Regions from separate parts of the Mus musculus genome. Here regions 1, 2, 3, 4, 5 and 7 are each linked to region 6. Evidence: chromatin loops called from intact Hi-C (ENCODE). Cell type or tissue: left cerebral cortex. All regions are shown on one strand.

What was found. Hi-C counts contacts between places; a loop is a spot of excess contacts. Peaks named below come from ENCODE experiments on the same cell type or tissue, not always from the same donor. Only the 100,000 strongest peaks of a DNase experiment are listed, where the experiment ranks them.
Region 1: a loop joins it to region 6, with 3 times the contacts of the local background. A loop is called at or near these places in 3 of 42 quality-filtered maps.
Region 2: it touches region 6 in a loop (2.5-fold over the local background); 6 of 42 quality-filtered maps call a loop at or near these places.
Region 3: it touches region 6 in a loop (2.9-fold over the local background); 2 of 42 quality-filtered maps call a loop at or near these places.
Region 4: it touches region 6 in a loop (4-fold over the local background); 30 of 42 quality-filtered maps call a loop at or near these places.
Region 5: a loop joins it to region 6, with 2.8 times the contacts of the local background. A loop is called at or near these places in 3 of 42 quality-filtered maps.
Region 7: it touches region 6 in a loop (2.5-fold over the local background); 13 of 42 quality-filtered maps call a loop at or near these places.

What each region holds. Positions count from the first base shown.
Region 1 is chr3:135,852,255-135,856,254 of GRCm38, reverse strand. It overlaps Slc39a8 (solute carrier family 39 (metal ion transporter), member 8), which reads right to left. Exons shown (of 9, transcript NM_001135149.1): 4 at 182-351. Among named protein-coding and RNA genes, the nearest start is that of 4933401H06Rik, 14 kb to the right of the region's middle. In left cerebral cortex, a CTCF peak has its summit at 2,063 (motif pointing left); no DNase peak of the experiment used is centred here.
Region 2 is chr3:135,532,243-135,536,242 of GRCm38, reverse strand. All of the region lies in intron 7 of Manba (mannosidase, beta A, lysosomal), which reads right to left. Among named protein-coding and RNA genes, the nearest start is that of Manba, 49 kb to the right of the region's middle. In left cerebral cortex, a CTCF peak has its summit at 1,890; a DNase peak (open chromatin) is centred at 1,893.
Region 3 is chr3:135,872,920-135,876,919 of GRCm38, reverse strand. All of the region lies in intron 6 of Slc39a8 (solute carrier family 39 (metal ion transporter), member 8), which reads right to left. Among named protein-coding and RNA genes, the nearest start is that of Gm31243, 27 kb to the left of the region's middle. In left cerebral cortex, no CTCF peak of the experiment used is centred here; no DNase peak of the experiment used is centred here.
Region 4 is chr3:135,729,731-135,733,730 of GRCm38, reverse strand. No RefSeq gene overlaps it. Among named protein-coding and RNA genes, the nearest start is that of Nfkb1, 40 kb to the right of the region's middle. In left cerebral cortex, CTCF peaks have their summits at 2,253 and 3,741; DNase peaks (open chromatin) are centred at 2,236, 2,745, 3,322 and 3,934; H3K4me3 peaks cover 461 bases.
Region 5 is chr3:135,861,036-135,865,035 of GRCm38, reverse strand. All of the region lies in intron 6 of Slc39a8 (solute carrier family 39 (metal ion transporter), member 8), which reads right to left. Among named protein-coding and RNA genes, the nearest start is that of 4933401H06Rik, 23 kb to the right of the region's middle. In left cerebral cortex, a CTCF peak has its summit at 1,948; a DNase peak (open chromatin) is centred at 1,944.
Region 6 is chr3:135,279,394-135,283,393 of GRCm38, reverse strand. Bdh2 (3-hydroxybutyrate dehydrogenase, type 2) reads right to left here and starts at 2,173. Exons shown (of 10, transcript NM_001172055.1): 1 at 2,026-2,173. Gm46826 (a long non-coding RNA gene) reads left to right here. Exons shown (of 3, transcript XR_001783991.2): 2 at 52-229; 3 at 621-962. In left cerebral cortex, a CTCF peak has its summit at 2,237 (motif pointing left); a DNase peak (open chromatin) is centred at 2,233.
Region 7 is chr3:135,580,066-135,584,065 of GRCm38, reverse strand. No RefSeq gene overlaps it. Among named protein-coding and RNA genes, the nearest start is that of Gm46827, 26 kb to the left of the region's middle. In left cerebral cortex, a CTCF peak has its summit at 2,042 (motif pointing right); DNase peaks (open chromatin) are centred at 2,077 and 3,344.

The sequences.
Region 1 (4,000 bases), 570 kb before region 6:
TCCAACACTCCGTAAAGCACGAGATAATCTTTGCCACTTACCGTGTTTCTGATATCTCTTATCCAAAGCCTTCTAAACCCATCATAAAATTCTGTAGGGATTATGCAAGCTAAAATGCAGAAGGTGCTAAAATGTTTAAAAGGAGCAATTATTCACAGAAAGGCAGAGCCCACCCCCTTACCTCTGGAATAAGCTGGAAAATGGCGTTTGAGAAAAGAGTCCCAATAGCGAGTCCCACGAAATAAGTTAAAATCTTGGGGAAATAAGACTTCTTTATCAAGGGGGTTAAAATCAATCCCAGGAGAGAGGCCAGATTGATAATTGTCACTGACAGGAATCCATAGCCCCAGACTATAGGAAAAGGGGGAAAAGAGTAAAAATTAGTTACAACCAAGGTGTCAAATGCACATTAACTGCAGCACAGCACGAGCCTTGAAACATTTCATCTTTAAAGGCTTTAACAAATACCTTCTCCAACACTAAAAATTCGCATTGAGATTTATACAGAAATTTGAGATCACACGTACAGTAGTCTGAACATTAATAGAAAGCATGTTTGTAGGGTCTGGGATCTAGCTTAGTTGGTATAAGACTTAATTTATCGTGCAGGAGGCCCTGAGTCCAGTCCCCAGCATTTCATAAACTAAGTATGGTGGTTCATGCCTGTAATCTCAACACTTTCAAGGGGGAATTAGGAGGATCACCATTTCAAAGTCATCTTTGTCTACACTGCAAGTTCAAGGCTAGCCTGGGCTATGTGAAATCATGTCTCCAAAGGAAAGGAACTAGGAAGGTGTGCTTGGGCTTTAAGTGGCCCTGTGCTATGACTGGTCCTCAGATTAATGAGTGCAGAGCTGGCAGGGACCTGGAGAATATCTGAAGAAGGACAAATGACCTGCCCTGTACAGTGTACAGGCTCCAGCTACCTCCCGTCATCTGCAGCTCAAGGCTGACTTTATAATGTAGCCTTTTGCACCAGGCCTTTAGTCCCAGCCGCTGGTAGGCAAAGGGAGGCAGATCTCTCTGAATTCGAGACCACCCTGGTCTGCAAAGTGAGCCCAGGACAGGACTCACTTGCAGAAACCCAGGCCAGCCAGGGTCCTGTTACACAGAGAAACCCTGACTCAAAAAAAAAAAAAAAAGTGGTCTTTTAGAAGATACTGTGAGAGTCAAGGGAAAGATGACGTAAGCTGCTGCCCTAGTGAATTGGGATGATGTCACTTCAAACTGACAATCATCATGCCCGACACTTGGTTTCTCGTAACCATTAGTCTGAAGACCCCTGAGATCACCTTTAAAAAGAAACTCTCCTAATTTTAAACACAAACAACTCCTCAGCTCTCCCCAGCTGGGCCTCCCAGAACCTGGAGTCAGCCAGTGCCGTGAGAATATAGATAAAGACCACGTGGGAGGGGAGGGGACAGCTGGCATTGCACAACTCACATTGCCAGGCCCAGAGGAAGACTGGGTGATGCTGGCAACACCTAGAGGTGGTTCATCTCTCACTCAGACGCCCAAAGGCCACTCAGTAAATGTTGCTGGCGGGAGGGGGTGGGGATGACAAACACTATCCTAGTTTGATGCCTAACTAGATGTGCTGGATTGTAGAGGCTTGGCTTAAGAACAGAGTGAAGCGTGCACAGGATAGTCCACTGTAGCAGCGTGGTCTGAGATGTCCCATGACCACTGCAGCCAAGCTACATGTGGCACAGAGGACTGTCTAGAAGATGAGAACGCTGCTGCCGCGTGGCCGCTTTTAAAACATCCACCAGAAAACTCACTTAAACGTTGGACCACTTCCTCTCTGGCCCTGTAACACCCAGCGCACAGCAAGTGTCTGCCACGCCAGGTACTGTGCTCAGCCATCAGTGTCTTCTATCCCATTGAACCCACACAGCCTTGCAAGGAAGATACTACTGCCTTCCTCCCACCGTTACAGAAGCCAGAACATACATAGTTTCCATAAGCGCAAATCACACAGATAAAACTCTGAATTTGGGCTAAAAGCAGTCGCTGCTCTTGTAGAGGACCAGAGTTCAAATGCCAGCCCCGACCCAGAGGAATCCAACGCCCTCTTATGGCCTCTGTGGGTACTGCAGGCTTATGGCTCTTACTCAAACAGGCCTACACACAAAGACACACAGACATAATTTTTAAAACTAATTTTTAAATATGAACATGGGGGAATAAAAAAGAGCTGGAGTGATAGATTGCAATTAAAAAGCACTCGCTGTTCTTGTGGAGGACTCTGGTTTGGTTGCCAGCACCCACACAGGAGCTTAGAAGTCTCTGTAACTCAGTCTCAGGGCATCCAGTGTCCTTTCCTGATTTCTTAGGGTACCAGGCATGTACACGGTTCACATACATACATAGAGGCACAGTTTTTACAAAAGTAAAATAAATTACATTGTTCCTGAATATACCACAGCTTCAACATATGCTGTTTTTAATATTATTTCCAAAACGCTGAGTAAGCAGACTTCTTCCTTCCTTTGGCTCCCTGTTGTTATGCAGTGAGCAGAATAGGCTTAGAGGTACAAAGCTCCGGGCTCTCTGTCCCCCTTAGGCAATGCATCTATGGAAACCGCTTTGAGGGAGGAGACATCAGATAGATCTCTTGTCGACAGACAGACAGGTAGACAGACAGACAGACAAAGAAAGAAGTTCTGGATAGAATTATGTGCCTTTCACTTAAATATTTAATATGGCCAACTTCATGATTCTTCTCCCTCTTCAAGACAAAGAACTGGTGGACTCCTCTCACCCACATAACAGAAGAAACCACTCATTGGGACTTTAAACCTTGGAGTGAGGGAGCATCCTGAGGCAAGAATTAATTCGCTCCCCCCTTTTTAAACTGTCTTGCGCCTTGAGCTAGCTCAATCCAGCCAGTTCCGAGGGACAAAGGGAACCCACTCTACCCACAAACATAAGTCTTGGTTCTGCCAGACAAACTCGGATTCTAGATCTCCTCCCCAGGGGTTGCATCTGTCTCTTTGCATGCTGTGTGTGTGTGTGTGTGTGTGTGTGTGTGTGTGTGTGTGTGTGTTTGAGCATGAGAGTCCATGTGTGTGTGCATGAGGATATATGTGTGCACACAGGTGTGTATGTGTGTGTGTGTGTGTGTGTGTGTGTGTGTGTGTGTGTGTGTGTGAGAGAGAGAGACGCTTCCAATAAAACATGGCCACGTGTTGAGACCCTTCTTGTCATGCCTTCTTATCCTTTCCATAAGCAGAGAGAGCGACTCTGTTCCTAGATGAACTCACTGTGCAGTATCGATTTCATCGCTCTGGAGCTCACAGCTTCATCACCGCTTGTATTATGTTGGACAGTATAATCGTCAAAGCTGCTTCAAGGAAGAGTCTCTTGTGCTTACATCTTATTTGAATTAAGTAGTACTGTGTGAACTCTTCCAGAAATGAAGCAATTTTGGACCTTCCAGTTACTACTAAGATGTGATTAATTTCTCTCCCAAGGAAGTAAACTTATCATTGGTTTTTACTGCCTATATCATTGTGGTTTTATAAGGCAAATGAAAAGCAACTTCCAAATAAGATCTCTGAGATTACTTTATCGTCCCACTAAAATGTCAATATAAACATATCCAGAACTTTTTGTGTCATGGCTCCTTAAATCAGATTTATTTTGAGTTTTTTTTTAGTCTCTTGAATGACCTCAAATTCAACTCACAAGCAGTGAGAAGTTATATTCAGAATCTACTACATGTGGTTATTTTTAATTTCCTTGTGAGAAAGTAACATTACAGAAGGACCAAGGAAGACCCTGAACCTATAGCCATGTGTATAAGAAGCTGAGGATAGATCTGTAGATATGAATGCTTGCTGCACAGCCATGAAGATCTTAGTCTAGCACCCATATCAAAAACTCATATGTCCACACATACCTATAAAACATGTCACCAGTGTTTCAAGTGACAGGAGAATAGCTGAAATTTGATGCCTGCCAGCCTAAGCTCATGGTCAGTGAGAGCCTGTTTCTC
Region 2 (4,000 bases), 250 kb before region 6:
TTACATGCAGAGGCACTGAGAACCCCATCCTCCTAGTTAAAATATTAGAGATTTGTGAGCATGAAAGATGATGTTATTCACCCCCAATATTTTATTCCCTAACAATATCTTTTTTGAAAAGGAGTCACTGGACCTTCAGAAGTTTATACCACGAACTTCTGATGAATAAGTAAATTATCTAAGTCTCAGCTTCAATACTTAACATGCTAAACTATGGACCACAGAAACATACACATAGCATGATGTTTAATATTTTTTGAAGGTAAAAAGTAGTTCTATGTCAAAAATAAATTTGAGAATGACTTATGTAGGGGAAATGAATTATTTCTTACTATCTATTAATATTACAAATAATATTAATTATAAAACATGATAGTATCTCTACTGATCCCCTAACCATTCCAGCAAGAACAAAAGGATGCCTTAAAGTACCCAAGAACCTTTGAGGAAGAAGTTCTCAACCTGTGGGGCGAGACCCCTTTGGGGGTCAAATGACCTTGTCACAGGGATCGCTTAAAACCATCAGAAAATAGATATTTACAGGAGCAAAATTACAGTTATGAAATGATGTTATGGATGGGGGGTCACCACAACATGAGGGACTGTGTTAAAGGTCACAGCATTGGGAAGGTTGAGAACCTGGAGGAAGCCGCAGTTTCCAGCCACCTTGTTCTGGCACTTGGTCATCTTAAAGGCCAGTGCTCTCAGGATGAATGTCACTGTCCTCCTGTCCCCTGGCAGCCTTGACTGATAGCACAAAAGCCTTCTGCAACAGGTATTTTATTTCCCGGGATACAATGGCCTTTGAATAGCTTTTGAAAAAAGATCCCTGAGCAATACATATTTGCATTCAGAGTGATCTATCATCGCTGATGGGACAAAAGAACTTTAAACAGCCCAAAGAAGTAAATGCTATGGGGGGGGGGCGGTATAAATATATTTTAAAAATGAAGAGGGCTGCAGAGATGGCTCAGAGGTTAAGAGCACTGACTGCTCTTCCAGGGGTCCTGAGTTCAATTCCCAGCAACCACATGATGGCTCACAACCATCTGTAGTGAGGTCCCATGCCCTCATCTTGTGTGTCTGAGGACAGTGACAGTGTGTTCATATACATAAAATAAATAAGTCTTTTTTTAAAAAAAAATGAAGAAATGTAAAATCAAGCAGTTTAGATTTTTAAATGATTTATGGTTTTTTTTTATTTTATTTTGGGGCAGTGGGTGGGGGGCATTGTGTGAGTGGCAGTAAAAGCCAGCAGAGGGCATCTGACCCCCTGGAAGAGCAGTTACAGGGCTTATGAGCTGCCCAGTGTGGGTGCTGGGAACCAAACTCAGGTCCTCTAGCAGCAAGCACTTCTTAGCCACTGAGCCAAGCCCCAATTTTAAAATCACATTTAAATCAAAATTTAGCATTCCAATTTTTCAATCTCTTCTTGGTTCTATAAACTCATCACTTGATTAGATGTTTTGTTTTGTTTTGTTTTGTTTTGTTTTGTTTTGTTTTCTGAGACAGGGTTTCTCTGTGCAGTCCTGGCCGGCCTTGAACTCAGAAATCCACCTGCCTCTGCCTCCCAAGTGCTGGGATTACAGGCAAGCCCCACCACTGCCTGGCCAGATTTTTTTTTTAACTGCTTCATACAGCTGTTAAATTCAACTCATAAAAATTGTTTTTATTTTGCTCTGTTTTTTCTTTTGAGGCAAGGTATCACAAAGCCCCAGGCTAGCCTTGACCTCACTGTGTAGCCAAGGCTCACCTTGATCTCCTCTTGATCCCCCTGCCTCAGCCTTCCTTCCAAGTGCTGGGATGACAGGTATGGACCGTTATGGCAGCTATGGCTTCATTGTTAAAACAGAAATGCTAGATTCAAATGTGCAGTCCTCAATGCTGTCCTCCAGATGGGGCTCTGGATACTGAGACCAAAGGCCAGAAGAGCTCATGACTGATAAGCAAATACCACACGCCTCACATTCCTCTCTCTTGCTGATCAGACAGACAGAGTGACTCACAAGCCTGGAGCCACTTCTCAGGTGTGTATAAGCAGATATTTACGAAGATGTCCGGAATTTTCTTTTCTTTTCTTTTTTCTTTTTTTTTTTTTTTTTTTTTGGTTTTCGAGACAGGGTTTCTCTGTAGTCTTGGCTGTCCTGGAACTCACTTTGTAGACCAGGCTGGCCTCGAACTCAGAAATCCGCCTGCCTCTGCCTCCCAAGTGCTGGGATTAAAGGCGTGTGCCACCACCGCCCGGCTGGAATTTGATTAACAACAAAACTGCTCGTTTCTAAACTTCATCAAACCTTGTGCTTTCCAAACTTCTTCCAGACCTACCACTCTGAGCTTTAGAGATAAAGACCATGTGGTTTGCACTGAAAAAGGACCATAGTGTGAGGGCACGGGGTGGGGGTGGGGGGTGAGGGGGGTGCCTGGTCTCCACAAATAACTCCAGCCTGTAAAAAATGATAGGTGGCCTTCCCTTCATTGCCCCCTTGCTAAGCACACAGATGGAAGCCACCAGGTTGGCATTCACACACCTGCAGAGTTGTCTGATCACGTTTTAGCCAGATGTGTATTGAATGCATCTGATGTCAAACAACCATTCCGACGACGCCTCCCTTTTTTTTTAATGTGACAAAATCAGACTCGGTTGTAATAATAAAATGGCATAAATGATGTGGCCAACATGACATGCAGATAGTAACATCAATCTCTGATTGGCCTTTGTTTGAATAGTTTCACCATTTTTTGTTTTGTTTTGTTTTGTTTTTGTTTTTCGAGACAGGGTTTCTCTGTATAGCCCTGGCTGTCCTGGACCTCACTTTGTAGACCAGGCTGACCGCGAACTCAGAAATCTGCCTGCCTCTGCCTCCCAAGTGCTGGGATTAAAGGCATGCGCCACCACGCCCAGCCACACCCTTTCATTTTGTTTGGGGTGAAGCAATAATAAGGGCTACTTACTAGAACATCAATGAAGGGCTACAGGAGCAAGGCCAACTGGAGAAAATGTGCCCCCGCCACCAGCTCCAGAACCATCACCTATAATAGGCCCCGTGGCATGGTGGCTGGAGCAGAGAGCTGAGAGCTCATATCTTTTATTCCAAACAGGAAACAGAGAGGGAACTGGAAATGGCAGGAGTCTGTGAAAGCTCGCCTCCAGTGACCAAGAGCCGCCACCACCAGCCTCCCAGAAAAGTGCTACCAGCCGGAGAACTAGTGTTTAAAACAAGAGCCTGGGAGGATATTTGAGACTCAAACCATAGTATTGATCTTTGGACATATATATATATGTGTGTGTGTGTGTGTGTGTGTGTGTGTGTGTGTGTGTGTGTGTAAAGAATACCAGGTTTGCCAATCGACCACACCATAGCCAAAAGCAAAAACTCATTGGTTAGTCTTAGGGATGTTCTCATGTGACATCAAAGAGATGGGGATATCTTAAACACAACGGTAAGTTCGTTAGACATCCCTGGCTTTCTTTCTTTTTGATACATTTCAGCAACTTGCTAAAATTGCTTGCCCCTGATATTAAAATAAACAAATAAGTTCCCAAGTATTTCTTCTACAAAATCAGAGAAGCACTGAGTGAGAGAGAGAGAGAGAGAGAGAGAGAGAGAGAGAGAAATGATTTTCCACTTCACCGATTCAGAACAGGTGTCTAGTTCCTGGTGCAATGCAGGGTGCTCTGTAATCCTAGCTGGACCTCAACCCAGCTGCACTGAGTGTTATAGCTCAGCACACACTTCCCCACACCGACTCTGCTCTCACAAACGAATATCTATTTCCTTCCATGTTATTGTTACATAGTAAGTTGTTTCTACCAAATTCCCTGTGCACCATTACCAAAGACTCGGCTTAAACCTTGATGGTCCAAGACAATGTATAATTACCAAATATACTCTACCTGATGGCCCACACCTAAAAGAACAAGAAAAAGATAATTCCAAAAAGAACAGTTCACGCAGACCAGTGCAAAATCATCTGAACTGAACTGCAATGTGTATATATT
Region 3 (4,000 bases), 590 kb before region 6:
GTTAATCCCAGCACTCGAGAGGCAGAGGCAGGCGGATTTCTGAGTTCGAGGCCAGCCTGGTCTACAAAGTGAGTTCCAGGACAGCCTGGAACACAGAGAAACCCTGTCTCGGAAAAAAAAATGCACATATCAGGTGGTTCCCTAGGGGAACAGCTTCAGTAATGCACATGAAGTTGAAGCGGGAGAAGAGGCATGGAAGGGCAAGGAGGGAGCAAGAAGGCAAGTGTGGAGGAATGTGAGGAAGAAAGAGGGGGATAAGGAGGAGGAAGACAGGAGGTGACAGATAAAAGAGGAAGGGACGAGACTAAAAGGGTAGCAGGAAGTGAGAAGGAGATGAGGAGAGGACAAAGAGGTCATGGCTGTCTTCCAGAAGAATACCGATCACATAAATATGGCTCTCCCCTCCATGAAAGACTTTGGAAATTCCTATTTTTCCACATGCAAACATGTCCAAAACACAATGTGAGAATAAAAACAATAAAACTGTGTTTTATAGAAAGGTGGATACCTTTCTAAAAAGTCCTTAATAGACTAAGAACAAATATATTTGAATATATATATATATTCACATACATACAAACATACATACATACATACATACATACATATAAATTCTCATCATAATGCTCTTTGGCAGAAAATGCTGGGGATGCCATTTGTAAAAACATCTTTATATTTTCTAGATATTCTATACATTTTTATGATTTGCATATATTTTTTTAATATGGTGAAAAAGAAAAGAGTGGAGCCATGGTTGGGGGTAGAGACATGGAGGGGGAGAATTCCAAATGGGCATTGTAGATCCTTGAAGACTTGAAAGACCCTACTGCTAACTAGAAGGGTTCTGGTAGCAGGCTGCCTGCAAGGCTTGCTATGCATGAAGGAAAGAGCGACTGTCCCGCTAGAGCAACCCTAGTTTGATTTATGTTTCCAGTTAGCACACATGACATGAGCCAGGATCTGCAAACAGGTTTCTATGGTTTATTGCCTGTAAAGTTTATTGGCGAGAAGACAAAGACAAACAACCATTCTAGAGAAAGGTTAAATTTTGTATTCCTGTGCTGCATGAAGTCAAAAAGGAACGTAACAACCTACAGAAAATTACATTGGTAACAAAAGGGTCTAGATGTCAAGAAATGAAAACTATGTAAATAAAGGTAAAAAAAAATACAATGTGTCCTTGAATGGAAATTAATATAACATAAGTAACAAACTGGAGTTGACAGACATCAACTTTAAACAAAGGGTGGCTTAAGAAAAGCAGTTTGAGCCAGGCGTTGTTGTGCACACCTCTAATCCCTGCAAGCAGGAGGCAGAGGCAGGCACATCTCTGTGAGTTCAAGGCCAGCCTAGTCTACATAAAGAATTGCAGGCAAGCTAGGGTGACATAATGAGGCCCTGTCTCTAAAAGTTAAAAAAAAGAAAACAGAAAAACAAAACAAAACAAAACAAAAACAAAAACTAGGAAGGACGTAAGCCAGTGCTGTAGGAGAATGGTTTGACCCTCTCTAATTCATTCTTCTTCCCAAGGTGTCCTGGGAATGCATCTCCTTTCTCTGCATGGATCATCTGCCTGTTTACTTAGCCTCTTGAAGACAGGTGACCAAGTCACCTTGTAAGAGCTGCCAAGGACCTCACAACTCCAGCTCTGGTAAAGGTCTGATCTCATAAGTTAACAGGAACCAGAAAGTTACAGACTCTGGGAGGGAACGTGAAAAGAATTGTTGTCCTATCCATCCACAGTACTTCACAATTTATATATAAAGCAGGTCTGCTGCTAGCATCTGCATCTTCCCCTGGTCATTACAACACCCTCAAGACTGAAACCACACACATTTCAGTATTTTCATTTTGGAGACACAGAGAATGACCATCTGAGATTAGAAGCAAGATGCTCAAAAAAAATCACACAGTAGTTATGGGGTCAGACTACTTAATAATTCATTGAGTACAGTATCTGTTCCACAGCAGGAACTGTGTTAAGTGAGGTTGTAAATATAAATAAAAGAACCCTCATTTCGTTGCAATTCATAGCCCAGAAAGGAGCATTCAGAATTAGCACTACAAGCATATGATAAATAGCTCAGAAATGACTCAACTCCTCTTCTGCCTCCTCCTCCTCTCTCTGAATATGACTCCTGAAATGTTTGGGTTTTTTGTTTTTGGTTTGGTTTTTGTTTGTTTATTTGTTTTTTTGGTTTGTTTTGTATTTCCACTTGCCACTGGGGAATCCCTACAGAAAGGAAAACAGGAGAAGTCACGTTTTTATTCTTCCAGTTTCTTTGTGTACTCTGCCCACCTCAAGCTGTCTGTATCCCTCAAATGAAGACCACAGTTTCTCTTATGACAACTCTCCTTTCAGGCTCCAGCAGGCCTCTTTGATGTTTATTCACTTCGTTGTGCCACTATTTCCTACTGGAAATCATTGTAGCTGGAAATACCATAGGAAATCAGATCCCCCCCCCAAAAGGAAATGTTAATTTGCTTTTTTCATAAGATTCAAAGTTGAGAGGAAATAGAAGGAGAGCTACAGATCAGGAATATTACATTTCCAAGGGAAGAAAAGAATACAGTCTCTGCAAAGTTCAGGTTCTAGTACGTCCTGACCCTTGGTCCTGATGACCTTTCAGAACCAGTAAAATTGGAAGAGACGATAGCATTCAGAGATGCTACAAAAGATCTTCTGGCAAACTGTGGTCTATCAATCATACACAGACTTCTAGGATTTTAGAGTAAAACAATACCCTCTTTAGCATTAGATGTTGGTTGGTGGGTCCTTACAGAAACTCATCTCTGGCCATAGAAAACCCAGTAGATGCAGGATCATGTGTAACTAACTGGCTATAATCTGATCCAGCAAAGTTTAAAATTTGATATTCACAACTTTGTTCCATTTTTAAACTAATGTGCACCTAAAGAAGAGGTCCACTCGGATCTTGAAGATGCATGCATGTGAGTTATAGTCCCAGATGATTCAGTCTTATGACATTTCACCCTAATTAGCTCTTTTCCCTCAAAACAAAGCTTCAAAAGGAGCTCCCACCAGCCAGCTCACTGTGTCAGATCTGTGAGTGTGTCAGCACCAGCCAGTCTTGCAAGCTTGACCTGAGACACAGCGATAAAGGGCAACCCTCCAAGTTAGAAGGAATTTGGATGCAATGCCTGATTCTCTACTCCCTACAAAGGAGTGGGTCTGAGGTCTCATACTACATAAACCCGGGTGGAACTTTTCAAAGACAAAACTGGAAAATTGGTAGTGAAGATGCCTGTAATGAAGTGTTAAGGGTGGGGTTCTTAGTAAACCCATGGCACAAGGCTAATTCTCTTTGCCTAAATCTCATAAAGGAGAACCCAGAGGACAGCCTTCACAATAAAGTGAACAAAATCTGATTACAATTGTCATTCTGTGTCTTTCAATAGCCATCTTGATATTTGCTTAATGAGTCCACATAGAAAAAAAATGCCAGAAGAGTAGGGAAAGAGGTTATTAATGGCTTCAACACCCTCTTCCTCTACAGAGGTGATCTGGCTTTCCAGAGTTCAAGAAAGGCCCAACCTGTGGAAAGCCAAAATGGCATGAAGCTCCCCTGCCCAAGAACAACATGGCCCAGCTAGCTGTGTATGGCTAGGACATACCCTAGCCCCCTCTCATTGTGAGGGGTACTCACTCATTAGACTCACAAAGATAGACTTGTTTGATACATGCCTTCTTTGCTGCCAATACTTGTGCAAGTAGTATCTTTTAGAGGTTTATATAGCGCACCAAGGTCATCTGTAAAAATGGCCTCCATACTGGTTTCCAGCAAAAGAAGGAACACAATCAATTCATTCATACAATGTGTAGTTTGGGTCACTTAGTCCCCATAGAAGCATCCGGATGGAACCGTGGTGAAAAGTTCAGTTAGAATGCAAGCCAAGGGACCAACACAGTTACCATGCTGTCCATAGAGTATGGACAAATGCCTCCTGTCAGCAGATTCATTCACACACACACACACAC
Region 4 (4,000 bases), 450 kb before region 6:
TGTATGAGTGTTTCGCCATCATGTATGTGTAACAGATGAATAAAAGGAGAACATGACCACTTTCAGGTATGGCTGAAGCTTTTATCGTAAATACGAGGGAGGGAGAGAAAGACCGGTTAGACGTTGGGGAAAATGGTTATGAAAAGCTTGAGAATCTTTTTGTTATTTCCCGTTTGGTTGGGTGGTTGGTTGATGACTGATTCTTGTTGTTGTTTTGCTTGTTTGTTTTGGGTTTTGGTTTTTGATGAGATAGACGAGAAAGAACAGAAGCATTGCAAAACAGAAAGAGGTGACTAACTAGCAACTTTCTGGGGGTGGAGAAAGCCTGTGAAGGAGATCATCAGAGCTCCAGGCAAGAATTTGGCTCTGAGAGGAAAAAGGAACAAGCGGGCCTCCAGTGCATACCTGAGAGGAGGTGGGGAGATGCCTGCTTCTCAGGAAGTATGCGGCAGGCCTGTCACCTGACAGACAACCAGGTTTCCGATTAAGAAACTAGGTGCGCTGATAAGGAGCCTGAGAGTTAAACATTAAGAATGATGAGTGTTTGAAGTAGAAACCAAAGAGCCGGTGAGGATCTAAAATGAAAGCATGTAAAATTCTATTGTCCTGAGCTGTGAAAAGGCTCCCTGAGAACCGCCAACATCACAGCAAAGAAAGTAGCAAAGGCACGTAGGTTCTACTGCCTATCTTAGCTAGGGTTTATGGTGCTGTGACAAGACTCCATGACCACAGCAACTCTTAGCAAAGAAAACTCTTATCCGGGGCTGGCTAATGGGTCAAAGGTTTAGGTATCATTATGGCAGGAAGCGTGGTGGCGACCTGACAGACATGGTACTGGAGAGTGTTAGCTGGAAGTTCTATATTTGGATCAGAAGGCAACAGGAAGAGAGAGATACTACTGGACCTGGCTTGAGAGTTTGAAACCTCAAAGCCCCACCCCCCAGTGACCCACTTCATCCAACAATTCCATACCCACTCCAACAAAGCCACACCTCCTTATAGCACCACTCCCTATAAGCCTATAGGGGCCATTTTCATTCAAACCATCACCCTGTTCCAGTATCAGTAGTATCTAGATGGATTCACTATAATTACTTCTTCACCAAAAATATATTAGACATTATAGTAGACATCATAGGTGGGATGTGTTTCATCCTTAGGGTTAATAGATAGATAATACATATCATATTGATAATAATTTCCAAGTTACATTTGATGTTTAGATATGCATAGGGGTACAATTGTTTGAATTACTGTTGTGTTTATCCATCATTAATATATGTTGTGTGGATGGTTGGATAAGTGTGTACATGCCTGACACAGCAGGCAGGTAGAGATTGGAGAGTGATGCGCTGGAGTGGCTTCCTTCCACCGTGTGTGTGTGTGTGTGTGTTTGTGTGTGTGTGTGTGTGTGTGTGTGTGTGTGTGTGTGCTGGGTATCGACCTCACTCAGGTCAGGCTTGGTCGCTGTGTTTTTGAACATTGATTTATTTTATTCTTCTTTGGGTGGGAGAGAACGTAAGTTGATTACATCTGTTTCTGCTTGTTAGAGTAGATGGAGGACACTTCACTTGCCACTGTGACTGGCACCAACTTTGATGGGACTAAAATCAAACGAGACTTAAAGCATCCATAGAATAAATCAAGCATTCTTCCGTAAGTGATTCCCTTTTTTAATCTTTCTATTTTAGCGTTGTTGGGTTCCCCCCCCCCCCTTGGATCCATCGTCAGTCCCTCCGCCTTGAGTCCTCACCTCAGCCCAACGTCCTTCCTATGTGATAAGGTTTTTAACCAGATCAGGTGCACAGAAATAGAAGTTACCACCGCACTTTCTAAGCATGGTGAAGCCCTGTTATAAACTAGTCAATCTGGCTGGTCTAGTTGTTTTCCTTTCTTTGTGCGGGCGAGGTGTTGAGTCTTTGTATTGCGTATCTGTACACATGCTTTAAATTTTTTCTTCATGTTGAGATCGTTTGAGAAAAATGTGGGTGGGGCGAAAGAAGATTCTGCTCTAAACTATTTAAAACCTTAAATCTTCAAACCTCAGGAGATAAATACAAGGTATTTAAGACTCCCATGAGTCATAGACTAAGAAAAAAAAATCTTAACCTGGAAAGAAAGAAATAATGTTTTCACCACATCTAACAAGATGTTCTGAGCTGTGGCTTTAATGTACATGTCCACGGCGCCACCTAATGGCTGGATCAATCTTAAAACTATCTCTCAATACAGTTAACCAGGTAATTCTCGAAATTGGGCATGAGGTGGCGCTAGAGTTCTTCTTAGATGAGCTCTGAAAGCCTTTACAAAGCAAGCTCACATTCAAGGGCATCCACCAGGGCTACACAGAGAAATCCTGTCTCGAAAAACAAAAACAAAAATAAAAACATAGAAATCGCAACAAACCACAACCTTACCCTAAAGTCGTGAACATTCACTAACTTATCCCGTTTCCTTTTTATCATATTTTTTTATTTTTTATTTATTTTATTTTTATTTTTATTTTATATTTTATTTTACTACTTTATTCTGTTGATGAATAAAAATCTACCTTGAAATACAAATCCACAATGTGTCATTTAGGAGGTGACTCAGGTCCGTCACCTGAACCGTCTGTGTCCCCACAAGGGTGGGAATGCAACTGTCACTGTCACTGTCACTGTGTGAGTGAAGCCTTCCTTAGATTCCATTACAGAACGAGGTAAAGCGCTGAAGAGTGATAGCAGTAGTAATGGTGATTGACAGCTGGGCGTGTCCCCACTGAACACTGAATGAGTAAAGCCACACTTTCTAAGGGAAAGCAAAGGAGACTGACCGTGCATTCTGACCACCGACCAAAGCTGCACCATTTGTCCGCATAAAGCGATGGAGGGATGAGAAAAATGAAAGAAAGGAGAGAGCAGCATTATAAATAACTAATGTAAGCAAATACTGTTAGTCCTTCCAGCTCACAGATGGTGATGGATAGTTTCCAGAATATGGCTTGAATGTGGCTCTAGTGCCCAACTGATAGCTCCTTGGAATGTCCAAGTGTTGGTTGGTATTGTAATTCATTTAGACAGGGGGGGAGAAGGGGGAAAGGAAGGAAGGAAGGGAGGGAGGGAGGGAGGGAGGGAGGGAGGGAGGATAAATTTCTTCTCATCAGGGTCATTCTAAGACCCAGATTCCCAGAGTGACTGACCTCAGTGACTGCCACACCCTAAGAAACAATTCTTTCCACACTTCCAGCCCCTGCAAAGTCTCTACAATAAAAATGGCAAGTCATTTTAGCCACATAGAAAACATGATGCATGTGTTCGCTCGCTATATTCGGGAATCCAATTATACACTGTTTTCTGTGAGATGCAGCATGGCAATCATAAACCGTTTCCTTCTCAAATGAACACTCGTATCAGCATCTCCAGCTCACCCCACAGCAATGTTAGGGAGCAGTGGGTGGGAGGAAATGGGCGTCTGTTCCCCAACCGACCACTATTTAAAACCATGGCTTACACATTTGTGGATTGCTGAATGTGTGTTCACGATATAGTTTCACAGAGTGACTTTCAGATCTTGGAATTAACCCTTCTTGAGTTTAGCACACATAGGTAGACATGTACATATCCTGGAAATATAGATACCCCAAGGAGCATATGTCATAAACACTTTATGGCAAAGAACATCCCAGATAGCCAAAATGAAGGGCCTGGCTATCACTTCCTGTGAGTGCTCGGAGCGCTCTCTGGCTGCTTGTGCCATAGCCTCTGGGTAACAAGGAATGTTTGCAACTTCTTCAAGTCCAGGCTGCATCATCACAACAACCATTTTACTCACCGAGACAAAAAAATCAGATGTCAGCTATCTGCTTCATTGGCATATCAGGAAATAAAAAGCCATTGCCACTGTAAGAAACCCTGACCTGTTGAAATGCCTTGGAGGCGTGCCTCGGTGCTAATTAAAATAATAGACACTGTCACATGAGGCAGTTATTTTCCAGAAAACAGCTGACGTGTTCTGTGTT
Region 5 (4,000 bases), 580 kb before region 6:
AAAACCTACAGCATCTATGGGGAGGGCTGTGGCTACAGAAGAGACTGTTTTTTAGATTGGCATTCTTTTTAAAATCTTAAAAATTAGGCTAAATTAAATTAAAACTTTAGAATCATGTATTTAAAAAAACACCTCAAAGACAGTGTTTTTTTATAGATATTTCCAAGATATTCTACAGCCTAGCCTACAGTCAAAAGGAACAAATTGTAATTAATTGATGAGCCCCATGATAGAGTCAAAATTAACAAGGATTCATTCGGCAGGCAAACCTCCATGCACTGCCAGCATTGTTCCTGAAGATCTTCTGTAGTCAGAACTTAGACAACATTTCCATTAGGAAGCTGTGTGGAGCGTGGGGAGCCCAAAGCTGGGAAGCAAGACCCCAGGTTGAAGCAAGATCTCAGGTTGACTTGACCACTGAGGAACCTAAGATGCTCACAGACAGGATTTGGCCCCTGGGTGCTAAGTACTATTGCAAAGCATAAAGACTGGCGACTGTGAAGTAGACCTCCTTGCTCATCTAATGTGACCAGCCCTGAAATCATACACACACAAACTACACTGACTCAATAGGTGATATTTATATATGTGTTTATATATGCACAATAATAGTCGAAGAAAAAGAGGACATCGATTTGAGAGTGAATAAAGGTAAAATAGCAAAAGGGTTGGAGGGAAGAGACTTAGGAAGTGTTAAAGGGAAGAACTGATGAAATTATATTTTAATTTAAAATTATTTTAAGGCAAAAGTCCTTCAAGCGGCCCTTCCGTGCTCTCTTCTTAACTGAATCTTGACATTGTGCTGCTTATTAACCAATTCTGAGCACAGACACCCAGAGGAAATTAACTGACTTCTGTCTTGTAAATAATAGGACATTCAAATTATATGATTTTAAATAGTAAACAGGGGCAAGGGGTGCAGCTCCTCCTGTAATCCCAGCACTTCGAATGTAAAAACAGGAAGATCGTGAATTCTAGTGGGAGAGACCCAGCCTCAAAAATTATTGTTTTAATTTTAAAATTAGTTAATAATTGATATGTGGCAGACATGGGGGGGGGGACCAAAAATGACAGCGTTGACATTATATCAATTGGAGACACATTAGGAATCCCAGATCCTTTTTTTTTTCCTAAGCCAGAGCATCCAGAGTCCTCGCCATGACTGAAGAATTTTTTTTTCGTTTGGGAAAGCTAAATCCAAGAGCCACATTCATGGCAAAGCAAACAGGGCTGAAACGAGCTCCTGCTGAAGACAGATATGTAGTCATAGTCCTTTTAGTATCCAGTAGCCTTCTCCAAACACAGGTACCCAGGAATCTACTTTAGCCCTCTCACCCTCCAGGCCAAAGGGAAGAAGAAAGGATCCACTCCCCCCTCAAAAAAAAAAAAAAAAATCAGAACTGAGAATGAGCTCCACACATTCTCATCTAGAGTAGTGGGAGAGCGAGAGAGAGAGAGAGAGAGAGAGAGAGAGAGAGAGCAAGCGAGGTGGAAGGCAAGCTAGTAAGAGAGACACTCAAGAGAGAGTGATTTCAGTTCTCTGTAACACTTGTAACCTTTTTGAATGTTACATACCAAGGGCAGGACGCGTGTCCCTCCATCTCCCTGACACATTCCCAGCACCAGGAACACATTAGATGCTTGGGGAATACTTATTAGGTGATTTGATGTATTTAAATCTGTGAGACTCTCAGGGAGATCCAAGGATCTCAAAAATACTTCTTATATGCGGAATATCACTTTATATCAGCTGCTGACACAGTCCGTGCCCTGACATCACCTACACTGTGAACGAATTCCACTTTGTTGTATCTTATGTTAAACATAACACGCACAGTTTTTGACTTCTGTAAATGGCAGAGTAATTTTTTTTCTCTTACTATAAAATCGGTAGGAGATGGTTGCACACTGCAGAGGAATGAACTAGATGGTCCCTCTAGTGGCCTAGAAGTGAAACACAAGCCACGGAGGCCTAACATTCCTAAGGATAAAGAAAGATCTAGTGGTAACAGCAGCTATTTCCAAGCTGTGCGTCCTAGAGGAAGAAATGTTCCCCACACAGAGGTTAGCGCGACCCCTCCATATCAGAAAATCAACCTAGGATGTGGTACATCATGTAGTGAGAACCGAGTAACTGAACGTGTGCACGCCCCACATGTCACGTGTCCTGCTGTGTTTCACATTTACTAGGTGCTAAGAAATCTCAGTGTTTGTCTAAATACCTAACAGTTAGAAAGGAAACTGTCAACACTAACATTTTACGGTGATAAATACAGGTTTTGATGATAACAATTTTTAAAGCTATAGGTATACAATGGGACACAAAATACTGCAGACTAAATTTCAATCGTCTTGTATATCTGATTATTCTGTGATTAGCCAGAACTGGTTGGACAAATTAGAAAATATCACATTCTTTAGCCACACACTTTAATTACTATATATTTCTTTCATTCTTCTTTTATTTCACAAAAAAAACCAAAAATTATCATTTATAAATCTAGATTACTGTATAATTTGAGTTCTATCAATATTGTGTCAACGTAAAGTACTTTTCTTAACTCATAATTTTAATAGTTTCTTCTTATTTTCGATTTTGAAACAAAAATTATCTCTGTTGAAACACTAGCATCCAACAGTATCAATTCAATTCCTGAACTCACACTTGAATTCAAACAAACGAGTTTTAAACACTGTGCTCCATCATCTTAATGGGGTTATCTAGAATAAATTATTTTGTGATATTTAATATCAGAAAACACTCTTTCAGTGAGACCGCTATAGCTTGCCCCACAGCACCTGTTGCCTCATGATGTAACACCGAGCCTTCAACTTGGTTCCTTAAATCGTTCATAGTTCTATATAATCTAAAGCACATTGGAAGTAGCGTTATGCTGGCCAGTTTGCTTACACTTTTGTTCTTCTATGATTGTTCCTTCAGCAGAATATTCACAAAACAACCCCCAGAAGAAATCAATGTCAATAATGTTTAGGCAGCTCATGATACCTGGGCCACAGGTAACATGCGGGGACATAGCTTTTTCCCTCCTCTTCAACAGATACGGAGTTCCTGGAAGTATGATCTAGAACTCCAACCTTGTCCTTCTCTGCTCATGGATTCATTGTTGATGTTGGTATGAAAATCCAATAATTTCTATTTCAAAACTGGAGGAATGACATCATGGGTATGTCATGCTAATACTGGAGAATCTCATACCATTGACATTCCAGTTCTCCTCTGCCAGACAGGATTGACTATTCTATCCATTATCAAAATAGTCTCTCCTTAGATACCTTCATGCTGGCTCTTCTCGTGACCTAACCCTCCTCTGACCTCTTGAGAGAATCCTTCCAGACTGTTCTGTTGAAAGAATCTCCCGCATGTCACTGTCAGTCCCCAGGGTTGATTTTTTTTTTCATCTAAATATGTATTGCTTCCTCATAGCTTCTGGTTTCATGCTTTCTACTATTTCCACTACATAGACTAGAAAGTAGGAGAATGTGTTTGCCTCAAAACCCCCTGTGCCTAGGGCACTGATCAAGTACTTGATATTTACTGAAAAAAAAAAAAAAGAAGGAAAATCTGCCCACGTCCAGTACAAGTAGTCTTTCCATTGATATATTTAAACTATGCAAAGCAGGGCCCACCTTCGTCGTGGTACTTAGATTTACCGGAAACATCCTCAGGCGACGCTAATTCTAAAGCAAGAATCCTAATACCTTAATTAACCCAAGCTTTTCAACAACGTGGCTAGTTAAAAAAGGAAATGTTGAGGGTGGGGAGCAGCAAGATGGCTCAGGAGGTAAGGGTGCTGGCCTGATGACATGGTTTCAATTCCCAGAACCTACATCATGGAAGAAAAGATCAACTCCCATAACTTGTTCTCTGTTAATGTGGTCACTAGCCCTTTAAATTTGTTTGTTTGTAGGCAGGGTTTCTCTGTGTAGCTCTGGCTGTCCTGGAACTCACTCTGTAGACTAGGCTGGCCTCGAACTCACA
Region 6 (4,000 bases):
ATGGGGTGCCTGGGGTCGACAGCTAGCAAGTCCTTTGTGTTCTGCCTGCAGGTGTGTCTGTGTGAGGGTGTCAGATCTCCTGCCCCTGGAATTACTGACAGTTGTGAGCGGCACATGGATGATGGGAATTGAACCCAGGTCCTTTGGCAGAGCAGTTAGAGATCTTAACTGATGGACCTTCTCTCCAGCACCCCCTTTGTCCTCTCCTTTGACTTGACCTGTTCTCTAGGTAAGCTGTTAGGTGTTTTTGCTTTTGTTCCTCCCATAGCTGTGCTCCCTGCCCCCGCATCCCCACTGTACCCTTTCGACTTTCCAGTCCTCCATACTTGGTCCTAACTCCAGGGGTTGTAGTGCTAGGTCTTCATGTCCGCAGCTGGCACTGAAAGAGTTGGGGAAAGCATGGGAGATTTTCAGATTTGCCAGAACGGAGCTGGCAGTGGCCATTAGGGATTGGGATCAGGAAATGGGTGCAGTTGTCTAGAAGTAGCTGGCAAGGAAGCAGGGATGGGGAGGGGGTGGGGGTGGGCAGTGCTTCACAGATGACAGACAGAGCCTGGTCTCCTGTGAGGGTGAGGCTAAGTCAGCTATCATCATATCAATACAATGCCTTCCAATCACAGGTTCAAGAGAATGCTGCAGTCTCCCACCTCCAGCAGGACTGAGGTTCCATTGACCCGGAGGACACCTTTGTTCTTTGTTCCCACCCTGGAGCAGACCGTGATGGATGACGTACAGAACTCTTTCTCCCTAGCCTCCTTAGGGTCCCCAGCCCCACCCTACTGAAGGAAGCATTCAGGGTGCCCCCACCCCCAAATCCACTTCTGCCTTCTCCCTGCCTCGATCCATCTGAAGTCTCTCCCATCGTCACCTGGTTCCTTGTCATTTTCTCCCACAACAGTATCTCCCCTAATAAAAGCCATCCTGTTAGGTTCCTATTAGAGCCTTCCTCTGAGATCCAGCCCGACACAGTCACACGGTAAGAGGGGCTTCTGAAGCCAACTGATGACCCCCACTCTGTGATCCAATCATGCGCACATGCTGGGTAACAGGATCTGGCTTCATGGCGTCTCCCCAATTCTGATGCAGTACGCTTTGCTTTGCTTTTTACCAGTAGCACGCAGAGAGAAATTTCACTTAGAGTGTGGTAGGAGTTGAGAGAAAGCTAACTTGTGCTTTTAGGAAGGGATGAGCCGTCCCTGCCTCCCCCGACCCTGAGTACAGCATAAGAAACTCACAGTCCAGGGCCTTCACTAAGGGACCCTGGGTATTCGCCCACCAAAGCCCTGGTTCTCAACCGTCCTAATGCAGCGACACTTTAACGCAGTTCTTCATGTTGTGGTGACCCATATTTTTGTTGCTACTTCACAACTGTAATTTTGGTGCTGTTATGAACCATAATGTAAACACCTGACATTCAGAATATCTAATTAGATAGAACCTAGGCGTGGGGGTCGCGACCCACAGGTTGAGAATCAGTGAAGGCACCTGCTCAGTGCTCTCTTAAGCACCTCCATGACCCCCGAGACCACCCAGAAGCAACCAGGCACAAAATTTAGTTTCTGTTTACTTCTAAACCTTTCTCCAGCTGACCTCCAAGCAGTCTCAAGGCAACATGGGTTTTTTTGTTTTTTTGTTTTTGTTTTTTTTTTGGGGAGGGGGGGTAACAGGGTGGGGTTTAGAGTGGGAATACGTCCAGAAATTGTAAACTTAACCCACTCTTAACATAATGACTTTCCTACTTCTAAAGATTGTACTAAAACCCTAAATTTCTTTTTACTAGAAAAAGGCTCAGAGTATTTTCTGGAATTCCAAATATTTTCACGAGCCAGTTTACTTAGGACAGATACTGGAACAGTTGTCTTTCTTTGGCTATTTTCAAACTCTAATAAATACAAGAGGATTCCCAACTCCCACACTAACTGAAGATGCATCTTCAACTCGGCGATATGGAGAAGATGGCAACACAAGCTACAACTCTCAGTCCCCAAAAGTTTTGTCGAAAGTGATTAGAAAAAAATATCTTACTTTAGAAGAGTGAGTCCACACAGTCCTCCAGATTCCTTCAGGAGACAAACTTCAGATCTCTGCGCAGGAGAAGTCACATGCTGATTAATGCACGCTGGGAGGTGGAGTTCAGGTCCCCTCCGAGTCCTTTTGCTAATGCCTGTTAAGTAAGCTTTTAAGAAGTGTTTGCCACAGCCGTGCACTTTAGATGTGTCCATGCTGCCATCTAGTGATCAGAACGTGGAACTGTGAACGCCAAACAAAGGCCTGTCTTTTGTTTGTGCAAGTTACTTAGCAGGCCAGATCCAATGGCCAGGAAGGTGGAAGGCTGCTGGAAAACACACAAGGGACCCGAGGCACTAAATACTCTGGTCTTCCTAGCTCTTAACCCAGATTGCTTTGAGCGGGGAAAAGAAAACTTCCTTGGGGCTAAAGTCTTGTTTCTGACGTTAATCCCTCAGCTGCAGAATGCTGGCATCCTGAGTGCACTGGGCCTGAGCCGAGGAGCACACCCAGCTAGGATGGGAATCTTGAAATGAACAGAGCAAAATATCATGCAATCAAGTTGGTTGAAGACTACAGGAGCCACGAGGAAAGGGCTAGGTCTTGGCTGGGTCGGAGACTTGTGAGTTAACCTGGCTAGTGTCACAGTGATCATGGAGGTCATGTGTGAATGTCCTGCATAAATCCAGGGGCTCGACACATTTGGCACACTTTGCCATGGGCTCTGGCACTGCAAAGGCTACAAAACAAAGCTATCAGATTGCGAGCCTCCTTTGTCACCTGGGCTGGCCAGCCATGCAGGTCTGCTGGGGACGCAGGCTGTACTTTCTGAGGGCTTCCTTCTTGAAGAGAAAAGTGATGCCTCCCAGAAGGTTCTGGGTTCTGCTCCTCTTTCTGAGTGGCTCCTAAAGTGTGGGTTTCACAGTCAGTCAGTTGGATGCACGTGGGTTGGACGGAGCAGAGCAAGACAGAGAGCTGGTCCTTTAAGGCAGGCACAGGGTGGCTTCCTGTGCTGCTCAGTGTGTGGGTGCTTTCTGTTCCTCCCTCAAGCTCCTGCCTCAGGCCCTGGCTTCAGTCTCTAGCACGGTATAAAGCCCAGAGTGCTAGCACCGAGCACAAATAGATGTAAGAGCATCACAAAGTTTGCTTAGAACTTCACAGCCAGCCTGGACTACAGAAGACCCTTATTCAGAACAGCTGACCCCCTCAAAGGGGAAAAAAGAGCCCAGTTTAAAAATAAAAAGACATAAATCCTATGTCTCCCTGAAATAGCTGAGTAAGCAGGACCTGTAAACTGGCCAACCTACAGCGTTCTTATATGGAGGAGAAGGAAACAGCGGCTCTGCGTTCTTATATGGAGGAGAAGGAAACAGCGGCTCTGCCAGGGTGGTGAGGAGGGGACATGGTGTGCAGGTGAAGCCCAGCGTCTGCCACACACCTGCAGGATAAACGGCAGCTTATTACAGCAGACACTTCTGTGTGTGCTCCTTGCTCTAATAGACTTGTCTTTCCCTCAACTTGCCAGGGCTTTGAAAGGCGTTTGCTTTTAATGACTATGAGAGTGCTCCAGGATTAACTTCTGTCTCTGTCTCTGCCTCTCTCCCCCAAATAAGGGACCTATCTGTAGTCCCTGTACTTGGGAGGCTGAGGTAGGAGATTAACGAGGACAAAGTAGGTTTCATAGTAAGACCTAATCTCAAAGGAAGAAGATTCACTTTCAGAAGTATGTGGTTTCAATCCTGAACAAAAGCAGGACCCCTGCCCCAAACTCAAACTGTTTTACAAGGAGTTATGACTTAGGATTAACGTAAACATTTAAAATTGTGTATGTGTTTAGGTAAACATGGAAGGCAGAGGGCAGTTGGTATTGTTCTGTGGAAGCTACCCAGCTTGCTTTTTCACACAGGATCTCAATGGCCTGAACTCACCTAGTAGGTTGGGGTGGCAGGAGAGCCAGCCCCAGGGATGAGCTTGTCAGACCTCAGTAGCACTT
Region 7 (4,000 bases), 300 kb before region 6:
GGGTTTGTGGATATGATCTCAGTACATCCTATACATGTTTAAGATCATGAGAAAATATACATTTTAATTAAAAACTAAATTCCAACATATGTAAAAGATTTTCCAGTATGGAGTTTAGTAAGTCTGCATGGCTGAAAGTAGAAAGAGGGAAGATTAATGGCTTGAAAGAGGTCTTAGTTTGGACTCTGGTGTGTGACCAAGGTCATTTAGTGTGTAGTGTAAAGATCAAATCCAAAACCTTCTGGTGAAGTGGCTTGGCAGTTAAGAGCACTGATCTTCCAGAGGACCAGTCAGTAGGTTTAATTCCTAGAACCCCTCACAGCTCACAACCACCTGTAACTTCGGTCCCAGGGAATATGATGCCCTCTTCAGGCTTCTGTGGGCACCAGGCATATAAATGGTGCACAGATATACATGCAGGCAAAACATCCATACACACAGAAAGAAAAAACCAAAAACCTAAGGCCTTGTCATGCCACACAAGTGATCTACTACTGATCCCACGGAAGGGCCTGGAAACCCACCAGCTATTACCTTTGGGAACTGCCTTCACTACAAAGAGCTCTCACCCCCATTTCCATGGTAGTCATATGAATGCCTTTCCCATTGCTGGGACCTTCAGATCCTGGGAGACAGGCTAAAGTGATCTGGGCTATCTCCCTCACACAGCTCAAGGTACCCCAAATAGACATCTTGTATGTCAGTGTCCATATGACAAAATATTCCAAACTTACAATGAAGAAAATGGAGGTCCAGAGAGCGCAACTCAGTTGTGGCTAAGGTGCATCTGCGTTTATATCCAGATACTTAGCGCCTAGGCTTGTGAGTTAGAGAATGATTTTATTGGGACAAAAAAGATGATAATGACTGAATCTATTAGTAGGGATTTGGTATAAGATTAAGTAAAATATCATTAATGAAGAAATGATTAATTATTTAAATATATAATACAAGCTACTTAATAATACTTAAATTATTTAATAAATATTCTAAGTGCCTAATCATCAATTAATCGGAATCCCTTTCTACCAAAAATTCCATATGTATGAAAATTTAAACCATACGAATTTTAGACATACCACCAATCTTAGACAAACACCCTTGACATCGAGAAGGCCCTAATCGAGACTTCATTCTGTGATGTAAAAGCAGAGCAGATTCTACCTCTTAGAATGCATCACAAATGAACAGAAACTGGTTAAACAGCAAATTCTGTTTTCCATTACAGTACCCTCTCTCCACCCTAACACACCCTTATTCTGCGTTGGAAACTTTAAGACAAAACTGTCTTGCTTTGGTGTTTCGTAATACTTCCTGGGACAGCCATGCCACCATGCCCCAGCCAGGACTTTCTATGGCTGTTAGCTGTGCGTCTTAAAACATGGTGCTGAAGCCCTTCCCACAGAGAGACACCATTGTTTCCTGGGTTTAGGCTCCTGAGTCCAGGCCACCTGTGGCAAGGCAGGAACGATGCTGAGTGACTTCCGAAACTAGGTCCGAATTTCTGCCAACCTTCCCGGAACTACCTTCTCCTGGAACTCAGTCACCCTGTTCAGAGGGTGCCAAGCAGCCATGAAGAGAAGGCCAGTACAGGTGTTCAGCCAACAGCCTTAACCGAGGTCCTAGCCAAAGCTTGCCAAGCCGACGGCTGCCAGGTGACCCTGCCTAGCCTTTGGGCTGTCTCAGCAGATGCTGACCATAATAGACATGGGCTGTTCTGCTGTTCTCCTCAAATGACAGATTTGAAAGCAAATTAAATACTAGTGGGGGTTTTAAGCCCTGGGTGTAGAGTGGACACCACCATTCTCCAGGCATTTGAAAAGACAGCTTGCCTACCATAAGTTCAGCAGAAAAGATACTGACTGGAGGGACACCAACCAGGCTGCCCGTACCAATATGTAAAATAGCATTTCTCTTCTTTAATAAACAATCCTGGCTCTCTTTTGTTCCAGAAACTTCCCCTTCTTACCAGGTCTCTACGCTAATCCACATGAAGGCAGCCAGAACTGCCTGCCTCTCAATGGAAGGAGAGTCCACCTTCACGCCAGTAGATGGAGATAAACACCAGAGGCAGTACAGGCGGTTGGTCGGTTGGTCGGGTGGGAAGCTACAATGAGCCTGAAAGAAGCTTGCCCTGAAAGCTTTCCTCACAGCAGGCCGCCACTCAAAAATAGCTTCCTCAGAACTTCAGTCAGCTTTTGAGGTTTCTGTACTCTGCAGGCATAACCCAAACCTTTTCAGGATCTGCAGGCCTTTCTTCTTGGGGGTGTGGGGGGAGGGGGAGGAATCCCTGCTGTTGTTCATTTACCCACCTGGGTCCCCTGGGGCAACTCTCTGCGACACAGCAGACACAGCAGTCACCAGTACAGAGTACAGCCCCCAAAGCCTGTTAAGTCTTGGCTAAGAACGCAGAGGGGCAGAAGCCAGCCAGAATGGGCGTCTTTACACGCCAGCCCCTTTCAGTTTCCAACACAGACAAAGAGCTCAGATTTGACCCATTCCCAGAGTCAAACACAGGTCAGCCCCACTCCAAAGACTGTCTTTGAGGATGCTTTCAAAGTCTTTGATGAACAACCGGCTTGTTTTTTTATACCAGCTCTGTGCAAAGATGGAGTCATAATGTGTCAACCCATATGCAGTGTGGTCCCAGAATACCACTAAAAGGACGTATTGCTTGGTAAAGCTGGGCTTGTGGCACATGTCTGTAATGCCAGTGCTCTGGAGGCTGAGGCAGGGGGATCACCATATGTTTGATGCCAACCTGGACTACATAGGGAGGAGACCCTGTCTCCTAAGTAAACGATGGTGGTGATGATGATGATGACAATGATAACGACAACGATGACAATGATAATGTTGAAGATCCCCTTTCCTTTCCCAAAGCAACAGTGTACAACTTAAGTGACAGTATGACTTGAATGAGAAGCATCATGGCATGGGTGGCTTTGTTCTGCAGTGCGCGCGCGCGCACACACACACACACACACACACACCTCTATCTCCCGACCACATGCAAATGTCCCTTATGCATTTCCAATACATTTCTTTCTGTGATCTGGGAACAACCACCTTACATATTAAACAAGCAAATATCTTTAAAAACAGGAGTGCTTCCACTTAAAAAATACTTCCCAATCGTTATTTCCATAACACTCTGAGGTAAATGGGGGGGGAAGGGTTACACCTCCTGCCATAGTCCACAAGACCGTGTGCTGGTGTCTGGCCCTCCCTGGAGAGAGAGGCTGGACTCTCTGTAGAGAGAGAGACTCAGTCATGAGTCTTTACAGCTCAGGCCTCAGCTTCGGTCTGTAACCTCTCACAGGTGCAAGGCGGCCCTGACGGAACAAATCACACGGATGTGCCAGAAGCAACAGCTTGCCAGTCAGGGGCATTGAAGGACATTACTCACAGCTGGCCAAACAGCTGGAAGACAGCACCCGTGAAACCATTTCCTCTAAGAACGCTAAAACCAGACAGAACCGCCCCCAGACAGGGCAGGAGGGGCCTTGAGAGTACATGCCGGTCTCTCTCTCTCATTCCTTCTCCTTCCAGACCCTTCTCTCTAGCTTTGGAGCTTGCAGGAGTTTCTCAACGCTGCCTGGCTTTAATTTCCTGGGACGCAATCCTTCCCTTAACAAGCACATAGCCCTCAAAAACACACCCATGTGCCCAGCCATGGTGACACACACCTTTAATCCCAGCCCTTGGGAGGCAGAGGTAGGTGGATCTCTGAGTTGGAGGCCAACCTGGTCTGAAGAGTGAGTTCTAGGACAGAGAAACCCTGTCTCAAACAACAACCCCACCCAGGTTCCAGTCCCATTAGTGCACAATCCCTCCTCCCAACATACCCAGAGAGGCCAAAAGGACCAGACAGGACACCTCTAGAGAACCTTACTGCAGCCTCCTAGACAGGCCTTGCCACCCAAGCTAGTAATGACCCATCCGACTCTCTTCCTGGGGCGCCACAGCCCCTGCACCTGTCCTTCAACCACCAAGCCAC